Regions from separate parts of the Homo sapiens genome. Here regions 2 and 3 are each linked to region 1. A link is a contact called in ENCODE Hi-C or POLR2A ChIA-PET data. All regions are on one chromosome and are shown on one strand. The core of a region is the stretch at or near the end of the contact, and the rest is flanking DNA. Distances in the headings are between cores, read along the strand shown. Region 1 holds the start of OTUD4 (OTU deubiquitinase 4). Region 2 holds the start of LRBA (LPS responsive beige-like anchor protein). Region 3 holds the start of MAML3 (mastermind like transcriptional coactivator 3).

The links. Hi-C counts contacts between places; a loop is a spot of excess contacts on that map. ChIA-PET counts read pairs that join two places held with the same protein, here RNA polymerase II (POLR2A). Pooled maps may share reads with other maps.
Region 2: a map of naive thymus-derived CD4-positive, alpha-beta T cell shows a loop between it and region 1 (19-fold over the local background). The contact joins the promoter of LRBA here to the promoter of OTUD4 in region 1. A Hi-C loop is called at or near these places in 2 of 168 maps with a recorded cell type or tissue (both naive thymus-derived CD4-positive, alpha-beta T cell) and 8 of 50 pooled maps. POLR2A ChIA-PET finds 5 or more read pairs at or near these places in 1 of 52 experiments (activated CD4-positive, alpha-beta T cell).
Region 3: a pooled map shows a loop between it and region 1 (37-fold over the local background). The contact joins the promoter of MAML3 here to the promoter of OTUD4 in region 1. A Hi-C loop is called at or near these places in 6 of 50 pooled maps.

Annotation. Positions count from the first base shown.
Region 1 is chr4:145,178,697-145,182,775 of GRCh38, reverse strand. OTUD4 (OTU deubiquitinase 4) reads left to right here and starts at 2,187. Exons shown (of 21, transcript NM_001366057.1): 1 at 2,187-2,961. The coding sequence starts at 2,803. LOC124900794 (a long non-coding RNA gene) reads right to left here and starts at 583. Exons shown (of 2, transcript XR_007058294.1): 1 at 1-583. RefSeq lists silencers at 1,781-2,180, 2,271-2,500, 2,621-3,080 and enhancers at 1,426-2,255, 2,256-3,085.
Region 2 is chr4:151,013,637-151,017,715 of GRCh38, reverse strand. LRBA (LPS responsive beige-like anchor protein) reads left to right here and starts at 2,432. Exons shown (of 57, transcript NM_001364905.1): 1 at 2,432-2,514; 2 at 2,855-3,289. The coding sequence starts at 3,074. RefSeq lists a silencer at 1,863-2,012 and enhancers at 1,564-2,161, 2,513-2,642, 2,823-3,002.
Region 3 is chr4:140,152,357-140,156,435 of GRCh38, reverse strand. MAML3 (mastermind like transcriptional coactivator 3) reads left to right here and starts at 2,252. Exons shown (of 5, transcript NM_018717.5): 1 at 2,252-3,576. The coding sequence starts at 3,109.

The DNA.
Region 1 (4,079 bases), core at 938-3,437:
TTTCATTAGGTCTCAAAAGCATTGAATCTTTCAGGTATTATTTGATTAAAATGATGTCTGTTTAGAGTTCTTCACACAGTCAGAAATGGCTTCCTTAGAATAAACATTCATCAACTCTGGTTTGGTTTCTTGAAAAGGTTCAGAAGTTAATGTCAACAAGCAAAGATCCTTTGAAAGTTAAGTGAGTTTCTCTAAGTTTTGGTGCAGTTTAAAGACATAGGATCCTCTAATATTGCCTTAACGCTGAGCTATATTTGGGAAGTTGGCATACAGAGGGTCTGTCTTGGATTAAGTCTCAAAATACCTAAAGGATTTCCTTAAACAGGCCCAGGGTCAGATATAACAGGTGCATCACTTCTAATTTTGGAACCAGAAGCAGCCAGCTTAGAGTGAGGTTGTTCTACATTCATTCAGCAGGAGTTTAGATATTACTTTGAGTTTCTCTTTGAGTTTAAAAGGCAAGCTTTTAAACTCAAAAACAAGGGCGATCCATGTTTTAAGTAGTGGCAATACTCAGGAATTTTTTTTTTTTTGAGAAGAATGAGAAGTATATGCAATGTAAGTGTATTTTAAAAAGAAAAGCAACAGGTTTGACTTGAAGCTATATTTTTCTTTTCCGTTTTTTTTTTTTTTTTTTTGAGACGGAGTTTCGCTCTTGTTGCCCAGGCTGGAATGCAATGTTGGGATCTCGGCTCACCGCAACCTCTGCCTCCTGGGTTCAAGCTATTCTCCTGCCTCAGCCTCCCGAGTAGCTGGGAGTAGCCTCCCGAGTAGCATGTGCCACCACGCCCGACTAATTTTGTATTTTTAGTAGAGACGGGGTTTCTCCATGTTGGTCAGGCTGGTCTCGAACTCCTGACCTCAGGTGACCGGGCTGCCTCGGCCTCCCAAAGTGCTGGGATTACAGGCGTGAGCCACCACGCCCAGCTGAAACTATACTTTTCTAAACCTGATTTCAAAGTGTTTCTTCGCTACAACAAGTAAATTTGAGGCAGGGACATTTTTTCATTTAGGTAACGATAACGTTTGTATTCTCTAAAAGCAGCATAATTTGAGATACAATATTTAAACATTAAGAAATCAAAGACGCTCCAAGGAAAGTGAATACATGACTGATTGCTTGCACTGAAAATACTGAAAAGTGTCTAACGTAGTTTTTAAAAAATTTTTGTCGTTGGACTCTCACCACCTGGCCTGCCTTGCCCCCCATTCCAAGGTATTTGACTACATGTCTAAACCTATAGTAATGCTCCCTTTTCTTCTCCCTCTCCTCCACCATAGCCTAAAAGACTGAATTAGTTCCTATGATTAACCATGTATTTAAATAAGGACACCAGATGTTGTATCTTAGCAAAATAAAATTTTGGTGCAACAGAAGCATGCTGGATAAATTCTGGGTTCTAAAGCATAATTTAACTTTGTCAATTCCCTGCCATTCAACGTCGGAGGGTGGGAAGTTGAGCTGAAGCCTCGAGCACTGGTGGAAGCCATGGCCAGTCCAGTCAGCATGTTATCAAGCAATTTACAAGATGAATTTTTTAAGGGGGAAAAAAAAACCCTAACGTCTTCCGACAGTGACATGTCTCTGTGATGGGGTGCTCAGCTACAGTGACAGGGTGAACAAAAATGTCTTTGGCAAAGCCTTCATCTTGCCGTAGTACGTGAGCTGTACTACTAATAGCAATCAGCAGTCCACGGTTGATTTATGGACAGAGTGTGTCGTCCCGCACCGTGCCAGTTCCCGGAGCCTCAGCCAATTAGCTCTATTTTCTGCTTAAGCCGTTAAAGCCACCTCCATGGAAACACCAGGAGAGCAGGCCGGGGGGAAGGGAGCAGACAGGTGCGCCCTCTGGAAAGAAATACACAAAGGGCCGACACTGCGCCGCCGTGTCCCTGGCAACTCCACGCCAGCCCGGCGCGCGCGATTCCCGCGGCGCAGCGGCAGGGTTGGCGGGTGGCGCGCGCAGGTCGCCCCACATCGGCCGGCGGAGCCCCTCGGCCTGCTCGCGGACGCGGCGCCAGTGCAGCGCGAAGCCGGCTTGGGGCGGTGGCGGTGGCGGCGGCGCGCCCGCGCTGTAGGGACTTGTAGTCCGCGCGCCTCCCGGGCACCTCCCCCGGGTAGGCCGGCCAGCGCGTCCCCGCCCGCCGCAAGCCGACTTCCTGCGGCTGCCAAGACTACATCTCCCGCCGTCCTCTCCGCTGTCGGGCCGAAAGCGAAAACAAATTCTGGGCTGCGAGGTGCTGTTCTCTCCCGGGCGCCCCCACCCGCTCCCTGCCCCTCCGGCGCCCTCCAGCGAGGTGGGGAAACGAAAGGCCGCGTCTTTCTTTTTGGTTTCCTCGGCTCCCGGCGTGGGGAGTGCGCGGGGGCGCAGGCCCCGCTTCACCTGAGCCGGCCCAGCGTGCGCGCCAGGGGCGGGGGTTTTCTCGCTTCACACCGGTACGGAGGAGGAAACTTGTGGGGGCGGCGACCCCCGGCCTGGGTCCTGAGTCAGGCAGCGAGGCCGTCGGGAAGTGACTACTCACTCTCGGGGTTTTCCTTAATCCCGCTCCCCCCGTTTGTCGTGGGCGCGTGTTCGCTCCGAGGAGGCGGCCGCGTGCGGACAGCCATGCATTAGGCAGGGCTTCCCTATGCGCCCGGAGAGCGCGGACCGCTGCCTCGGGCCGCCGCCGCCTGCCGCCGCTCGCGGAGCCCGAGCCCCAGCCCGAGCCGCCGCCTGCCCCAGGCCGGGGCGTCGAGCAGCCGGCGGCCTGGCCATGTGGGGCTAGCCCTCGCCGCGCCTGGCCTGCAGCAGGACCAGCAACATGGAGGCTGCCGTCGGCGTCCCCGACGGCGGGGACCAGGGCGGCGCGGGGCCCCGCGAGGACGCGACGCCCATGGACGCCTATCTGCGGAAACTGGGCTTGTATCGGAAACTGGTCGCCAAGGACGGGTCGTGCCTGTTCCGGGCCGTGGCGGAGCAGGTAATTGCGGGGGGGCGGGGAGGGCTTCGAGGGGAGGCGGGGACGGCCCGGCGGGTCTGGGTGGGGAGGCAGCTGCGGGCTGTCCGGGCCGCCCACGGCCGGGGCTGCGCGTGCCCTGGCTGTCGTCACAGCGCCCCATTGTAACGCCGGAGTGGGACGCTGCTTTGCGTCTGAAAGGTGCAAATTGAAACTCGAAAGCCCGCAAATTAACGGGGTGTCTCTCTCCTGATGAAGAGGTAATGAGTTGAGGACAACTTGTGAGGCCTGCTCGGAGCTTGTACAGTTGATTTATTGCTGGGGACCTGGCGACATGATATTTTTTACTTTTGTTCCGCATTCACCTTCCTTCCCTTCGTTTGAGAAGCACCACGCTCACCCCACTCCAGTAAACCAAGTGTTTACTAGAAGTGGTGGATCAAACTTTACTTGTGGAACATATTTTGGTTTGCTGCTGGACTTTGGAATGTAGGGTAGGCAAGCTCGCCCATGTCACTTGAATCAAATGGGCAAACTGCCGTTTGAGAAAACCAGCCTTTTACAAATATAGAATATTTTGAAGGATTTGTCTTGAGTAGGTTCCACCCTTTATTATGCTCTGCTGGGCTGTGTAGGTATACTAAACAGAACTGACTTTTTTAAAAAAGCCTGTTTTGATGTTGGTAGTAGAAAGGGTACGTGTAACTGGAGCTTTTCAAAACCATTTTCTAACACAGTTGCTCAGGAAGATTTTTCTGAATTTTTTTTTTTGAGCGAGCTTATTCCATGTTATATAACACTGTGTGTTGTAGGTGTGCAGTCACCAAAACCCATCCTATATTGAAAAATAGCTGCCGAAGTAGCTGGATAAAAGTTTCTGCTCTGGTGTGTCTTTCAGACGATTCACATGTGCTTTCCTTTGACCTAGGACCTGCTCCCCACACCCCATTGCACACCCCTCCCTACCCGCCTGTGGGGTTTTTATGATGTTTCTGTTTTCTTTTCCCTCACCTTTTTTGAATGCTAAATAACTTTTAAAATTTCTATTTGTGAGTAAATGTTTTACTTAACATGTGGAGGCCAGTCTGTTCTCATTTTTAAACATTGAAAGGCAAGCCATTTATTTACCATAGGTAGCGTAA
Region 2 (4,079 bases), core at 1,183-3,682, 5.8 Mb before region 1:
GCAACCACATGAGATTTGGTGCAGTTGAATTCATTTTAGTATTTTTAAAACGTGTAACACTTTTCTAAAGAAAATATCCCCTTGCTTGTTCTTCTGCTTCTTTTTTAAAAAAATAGAGACCTTGGTCGGGTACGGTGGCTCACACCTGTAATCTCAGCACTTCGGGAGGCTGAGACGGGCAGATCACCTAAGGTCAGGAGTTTGAGACCAGCCTGGCCAACATGGTGAAACCCCACCTCTACCAAAAATACAAAAATTAGGCGGGCTTGTAATAAAAATAAAAAAAATTAGCGCATGCCTGTAATCCCAGCTACTTGGGAGGCTGAGGCAGGAGAATCGCTGGAGCCCGGGAGGCAGAGGTTAAGGTGAGCCGAGATTGCGCCATTGCACTCCAGCCTGGGCAACAAGAGCGAAACTCCGTTTAAAAAAAAAAAAAAAAAAAGAGCACGGGTCTTGCTGTTGCCTAGGCTAGTCTCAAGTGATCCTCCTGCACTAGCCTCCTAAAGTGTTGGGATGACAGGTGTGAGCTACTACACCCAGCCCTCCCTTGCTTTTTGCGTCTGTTACCTTTTTCTTCCCAAATTTCCATGTGAGAGTTAAAATTGTCTTTTTTTTTTTTTTTTTTTGAGACAGAATCTCGCTCTTCCTCTGTCACCCAGGCTGGAGTGCAGTGGCAATTCTCCTGCCTCAGCCTCCCGAGTAGCTGGGATTACAGGCGCCTACCACCATGCCTGGCTAATTTTTGTATTTTTAGTAGAGACGGGGGTTTCACCATATTGGTCAGGCTGGTCTTGAACTCCTGACCTCAGGCAATCCATCTGCTTGGGCCTCCCAAAGTGCTGGGATTACAGGCGTGAGCCACCGCGCCCGGCTTCTGTCCACTTCTCAAGGCCATCTCAAATAACTTTTTCTTCAGGAAACTATTTCTCAAACCACTATAATTTTTTCCTAAGTTCTCTAGAATTCTTCCTTTGTTTAATCCCACTTTTTGCTTCACTTTCATTTTAGGAGCTAGGCGTATTTTTAAAAAGGCCCTTTGACCTCAAAGGATACACGTGGGTGAAAAACCACCTTCCTCTAAATTTATTTTTCACTCACTAGGAAGAATGGTTTACTGTTAATAGCGGGTGGAAAGAAGGGACACTGAGTATGAGGACCTATCTGTACTACCTAATATAATTTATCTTTTGATCTACTCTGAGAATGACGCGAGCCTAATCTTCACATTGGAAAATCACGAGAGGAAAAAACCCTTCGGAGGTCTACAGGCACAAGGAACCCTGTCTCCACGCTGTTTATAGCAGCTGTCTCAGGAATCCTCTGCCTAGAATGAATGTGGGAGAGGTTTCGTGGCGCGGCAGCTGCAAAGCAAGGAATCTTTCCCATTCCTCGTCGACTCGGTCCCCTCCCCTCCCCTCCCGAATGGCGGCAGCTGCCGAGGTATCCCAGTGGAAATCTCCAAGTCTCCGCCGAGAGCGGCGGGCGGGCAACAGCTGAAAGCAGCCAGGGGTGGGGACTCCTCGCTCCCATTGGGCAGGGACAGCAGCCTCACTGGCTCCAGCGCCGTCACCTCTCTGGCTCGTAGAGGTGCCTCAGGTGTTCTTCTCCAAGTCCAATGAGACACCTAGGCAACGCAGCGCGTGTTCCCTCCGCGCCAAGAGACCCTACGGTAACTTAACAACAGCAGGAGCGCCAAAATCCCCGCCTCAGGACTTGGCAGAAGCACCTCCCGAGGTCCGAGAGTGGGAGAGGGGAAAGTGTAGGCCCTCGGACGGAAGGGTCTCTCCTCGCCGGGCCGGGTACACACCTGGTGCTACCAGAGCAGCGCGCCTAGTGCAGCCGGAAGCCCCAGCCCAGCACTCCGGCTGGCTCGGGGCCCCCTTGGCTGTCCGCGCGTCGTCACCGCGCCCCCGCCGCGCGGCTGCCTCCGCCTTCGCGCCCTCCCGCCCCGCGCACTCGCGCTCGCGCACGCGCACGCCGCGCCCGGCAGCACTCGGCGCTGTCATGGCGGCCGGGAGCAGCTTCAGTGGGCACACGACAGCCGCGCGACCCGTGGCGGGGCGAGCTGTGGCAGTAGCATCCTCACCACTCGCAGCAGCCTCAGCCGCGGCGCCCGTAGCGCCAGCAGCGGCTGCTTTTGCAAAGGCTGAGCGCAGGGGCGGGGCGGGCCAGGAAGCCATGGAGTTCTGTGCAGCCGCGGACTCCCGGGGAGCGGACTAGGGAAACTTGGAGGCTGCGACCAGGTGCACTGACCTCTCTGTCCTCCCTTCTCTCCCTGCGGTGGCCGCTGGGTTTCTCTGGCCGCTCCCCTCCCTTCCTGCCACCACACACACCTCCCCACCCCTTCCCGTCGAATCTCAGGTGCCTGAGAGAGGTGCTTCACTCCTCCCACTGGGCCGAGCATTTAGAATAATCACCGCCCCCTTCCCCCGCCTTTTCCTGCCCTGGATCTCCGCCGCCACCTCGGTCTCGCTGCTCCTGGGCGGGGGGTGAGGACGAGTCCGGAGTATCTGGGTGAGGAAGAACTTTCTACCTCTGTGATAGCTTGTGGGCCCCCCTTCTTTCCTCCGATCCCTCCTTTCCCCGCGACAGTTTCTCTTTCTAGTGCACCTGTGAGGAGAGGTTACCCTGCGCCTAGAACCTGCACGAGAGTGGGGGAGGAGTGAGCCTGTTCGGGGGCCTCTTGGACCTGCCTTCACCCAGAACCCAGCTTTTTGAGCCCGGGAGAAGCGGGTGGCTAGTAGTGGGGTGCCTTTAGTAACTTACTTGACCGACAATAACTATTTCCCTCTTGTCCCCTCAAAACCCTAAAACAAAACCTAGCCTATTTAACATATATTTAATCTTCCAATAGGGTTTGGCGTTGTTGTCAGCCTCGGGGAGAGAGATTGGACAAATATTCTCCAAGAGGAGGAGGGCGACGCCAAGGACTTTCCACATCAACTGCTTTGGGGTATCTCCACAAGTTGGAAGAGGGACCCTTTCGTTTTGCATTGCGTGTGTTGTGCTCATTACCAGTGCAGCGACTGCCGTCCCAGGGTGACTCTGAGTTGTCCTTTATCGTGAGCTAGCAATGGCTAGCGAAGACAATCGTGTCCCTTCCCCGCCACCAACAGGTGATGACGGGGGAGGTGGAGGGAGAGAAGAAACCCCTACTGAAGGGGGTGCATTGTCTCTGAAACCAGGGCTCCCCATCAGGGGCATCAGAATGAAATTTGCCGTGTTGACCGGTTTGGTTGAAGTTGGAGAAGTATCCAATAGGGATATTGTAGAAACTGTCTTTAACCTGGTAAGTCCATGAATATTTTATAAGCATATACTCTTTTCAGTGGGTTGGGGAACAAGATCTTAAAGCTGGAGCCATGTGGTTTACTCACACTGATGGTGACTTTTTTCGTGTATAGGGACACAAAATTCTACTCACCTAAATGAAACAATTTCATCTGTTTTTTAGATTGAAGGGAATTGTGCAAACTTAGATGATCCAGGTTTTGTGAAAGTGAACACATCACTTTTGTGCTAAGGAAATAATTGTTGCTATGGAAGTATTGGGGGGAGGTTCTAGCGGAGGAGTTATCTCTAATTTTTTTTTTCTTGGCTTGTATGCCTAAGTCTGCGTTTCCCTTTACCACTTTAAATAATTTCTTGTGACCTTTTTTTGGACTTGAGAATTAATGTCTTTGATTCTGTCGAAGTTATGTTTTGCTACAATAAGTTTAAAAATTTGTTTGTAGTGCTGATGCAAGATTAATTTGCTGCAAAGTTAGTATTTTTAATTTTGACTAGTTTTATTTTTAGACATAACTAACAAAAGTTAAATTGGTGATGAATTTAGGATTGCATTTAAAGTAATCTTGTGAAAATTGAATGGCAATATGAAAAAAGGAATTGAAGCAGATACAGTATAATTTTTATGTGTTTTATAAATTCATGTCTAGCAGGAAAGCATAGTTAGTCATTGGAAGTTGCTGATTATACTAAGATGAGCTATGAATGCTTTTTTTCGGGTGGGGGTGGGAGGGGGATGAGGCCTCTCTATGTTGCCCAGGCTGTTCTCAAACTCCTAAGTTCAAGCTATC
Region 3 (4,079 bases), core at 1,003-3,502, 5.0 Mb after region 1:
GCCTCTGTAAATCAAACTGCAGTCTTTTGTGGGTGATGGAGGCAAGTGAAGGAGGAGGGATAACAATTAAACTACAGTGTGGCCAGGCGCAGTGGCTCACACCTGTAATCCCAGCACTTTGGGAGGCCAAGGCAGGTGGATCATCTGAGGTCAGTAGTTTCAGACCAGCCTGGCCAACATGGTGAAACCCCGTCTCTACTAAAAATACAAAAATTAGCCAGGTGTGGTGGCGTGCACCTGTAATCCCAGCTACCCAGGAGGCTCAGCCAGGAGAATCACTGGAACCCGGGAGGCAGAGGTTGCAGTGAGCCAAGATGGCGCCACTGCACTCCAGCCTAGGCAACAGAGCAAGACTCTGTCTCAAAAAAAAAAAAAAAAAAAAGAATTAAACTACGGTGAAGAGAGAGCAAAGCGAATGCAGAGTCATAGCTTCCCCTCTGTGGCGAAGCCATGTGTTTCCTGAGTTAATAGAGATATTATTTAGTGAATATGTGAAAAAGATAAAGGCCACTTTGCTACCTCTTTTTCTAATTTCTTAAAATTCTCTACATATTTTCAGAATCTGAACGGGCTCTTTTGCTACAGACGTAGTCCAGTTAAATTTTCTGACTGAGACTTGAAGAAGGGCAGTTTGATACAGAAATTTGTATATTAACTAAATAGCCTTCAGAAAAAGTGTGGCAACTTCAATGAAATATACACTCTCTTAAGTTGGTTTTACTGCTTAGAAGTAGCCTCACACCGTATTAAATATTTTGCTGCCCATTTTGCCATATATCCAGTGAATATTAAAAATATCGTTCACTATATAGAACTGATTAATTGAAGAAAAATATAGCTTCTTATCGCTGACATTATGAGGTTAGAAATAGCATCCTGTGCTAATCTGCAATGCCAAGAAATGAAGATGGTTTAAATCAGATCTCATGACTAATGCATAAGATCCAAAGTTCTTTTATTCCTGGCTATTTTAGAAAACTGGGGTGTATTTTTACCCTAAAAACTAATTCTTAAGATTTATTGAAATAATACAAAATGACTTATAATTAACATCTCACAATCAAGATTTATAGTTTACTGATTATTAGAGAAATAATAATTTCTCCATCTTAATTTTTAAAAATATGTATATGCAATGGTTTAAGTCCATATTCAAGAATATTTGATCCTTAGTTGTTATTTTTGTTTTTAGATAATATCGGGAAAGATAATGTGCTTTAATAAAATGGAAAGTTTAGATTGATTTCTGCAGTTGCTAGTCCATTTTAATTGTACTTATTGTGAATTCATTGAAATGGAAAGAAATATATCCAGCAATAAAGTAGGCCTGTTATTTTTGCTTGTTTTTGTTTTGGTCATGACAAACTGTGAAATGCTGTGTTTTTTCTATAGTTCTAGTCTATGAAATCTGCAATCTTTCCACTTGATTTACGAAGGACCTTAATTACTGCTGTCATTAGCACCTAGTGTTCAAAACAGTCTGTTTAAATGTACTGTTAGTCTCACCTCCAAGTCCCTGCTTGCTTTATTTTTTTCCAAGGGTAAGTAAAACAATAATTGACTTAGTAACAACAATCATTATGTACAGTGAGTTAAATATTACACATTTTTGATGCCTATTTCTATTTATTTAGAATTTGGTATTTGTGTGTTCAGTCTGGCCTAGACTTGGAACAAGTGTCCGTAAGTAGCGCTGTTACTAGCGCAGACTTATTACCTGGGTTTTAAAAACAAGTCACTCATTTGCCTTTTTCTTTCCACATGGATAGGGATGACAGACAACTGCTGTAAAGCTTCAATGTTTCTGCCTGGTCATGCACAGTTCTGCAATATAATGCATAAATGTATAACAACAACTTGGGATCGCTTGATACTTTCCTTGGAATAAGGAAACCCTACCAGGCGCGTCCCCGCGCACGCGCGCGCGCATACACAGACACACACACTCACACACGCTCTCACGCACACACACAGGTCAAAAGTTGATTTATTTCTGAGATCCCCCCAGAATCTTTCTTCTCTCCGTCGCCGACGGCTCTGGGCTTCTCGGCGGGGCGGTAGTGTGGTTGGGGGCGTAGGAGGGGCGCCGGGCGCCGAGGCGACGGAGACGGGAGCCGGGTGCTGGTGCGTGCCGCGCCCGCTCCTGCCGGGTGAGAGTCCGGGCCGGGTTTTGCGCCGTGTCCGCGGGCCTGTCTCACGGCCTCCAGCCGCCGCCGCTGCCGTGTTTACTGAGCTCGCGCGTCCTGATATCACTCCGCTGGCATGGAGGAGGAGGAGGAGGTGGAGGAGCGAGAGGAGGAGGAGGAGGCGGCGGCGGCGGCGGCGGCGAGCAGTTGATCATTGTGATGGTGGCAGGAGCAGCGGCGGCAGCGGCAGCCCAGCCGAGCGTTAGGTGCTGCTCTCTGCGCGGCGTTTTGCAAAGGACTTCACCGATCTACTTTTGCAGTCGCCTCGGACTGTCCATGTGTTTACTTCCCCCAGCCCGAGGATTCGATATCTAGGTTCCTGTGAAATGCAACTGAGCAGCCAAAGTACTTTGAGAACACGGGGCGGCATAAACACCAAAACTTTTTTGTGGAAGGAAAATGCAATAAGCAAGCTTGCCGTTTTCCGATGCGGTGTGGAGTGAGTGTGTGTCGCGCGTGTCCGCACTGGAGGCATATGCTTGTGTGTGTACATGGGGTGTGTTTTTCGGTATGTAGGGAGAAAATGCTTGCCAACCACCGGAAATCTCCTGGAATTTATTAGAAAATAATGGATTATAAAAAGAAGGCAAGCAAGGAGCGGATCTCCCCTTGAGTTGCAACCCGATTTGCTGCTGGCTCAGTTTGTTGTGATTCTTTTTGTTGATAGGTGTCTGATGGTATTCCGATAACGTTCCCCCCTTTTCTTCCCCTTGAGCTTTTACAGTTTAAAAAAAGGAAACAAAAACCACCCCAAAATCTCCCCCCCCGTTTTTTTCGCCCCGTCGGGATCGCCGTTTCCATCCATGTGCTTGCGTCTCCCCCGCGTTCCACTTAAACTATTTTAATCCTTGGACCCAAGGAGGAGGCTGATAGGGGGGTGGATAAAAAAAGTTCTTCCAAAATAGTGTGCCCGGGGAGCAGGATGGGGGATTTCGCAGCCCCCGCTGCTGCCGCGAATGGCAGTAGTATTTGCATCAACAGTAGCCTGAACAGCAGCCTCGGCGGGGCCGGGATCGGTGTGAATAATACTCCCAATAGTACTCCCGCTGCTCCGAGTAGCAATCACCCGGCAGCCGGTGGATGCGGCGGCTCCGGGGGCCCCGGCGGCGGTTCGGCGGCCGTTCCCAAGCACAGCACCGTGGTGGAGCGGCTCCGCCAGCGCATCGAGGGCTGCCGTCGGCACCACGTCAACTGCGAGAACAGGTACCAGCAGGCTCAGGTGGAGCAGCTGGAGCTGGAGCGCCGGGACACCGTGAGCCTCTACCAGCGGACCCTGGAGCAGAGGGCCAAGAAATCGGGCGCCGGCACCGGCAAACAGCAGCACCCGAGCAAACCCCAGCAAGATGCGGAGGCTGCCTCGGCGGAGCAGAGGAACCACACGCTGATCATGGTGAGGGCGCACGGGCAGCGGGCTTGCGGCGCGCGTTGGGGGTGGTGGTGGTGGTGGGGGGCGCGTGGAGCTTCTTACATGGGGGTACAAGGGTCTGATTTGCACGGTGGGTGAGGTGGGCTGAAGCCTAAGGGTTAACGTCAACTTTTCTTAGGGAAAAAGCTGCCGTCGTCGCTACCTGTTAATCTGTCAGGGTTGTCAGATTTGGGGAGGAGGGGGCGAGAGGGGAGAAGCCAGTCACGACTGCGAGGGGCGGAGGGAGCCTAGAGGAGCGTCGGAGTGAGGTGCTGGAAAAGTTTCCCCCCTTCCCTTTCTTAAGATACCGATTTGAAAGAGTGAACCCCTGAGTTGAAACCTTGCTCCTCCTCTTCGCCGCTCCCCACCCCACCTCTAGCCGCGCCGCCTCGCCTCCCCAGACCCGTCCCCCTACGCCCACCCCTCTCAGCACATCCGCCGGGTGCGTGGAAATATTGATGCTGTCGCAGGTTCTGGGCGGGCACCAG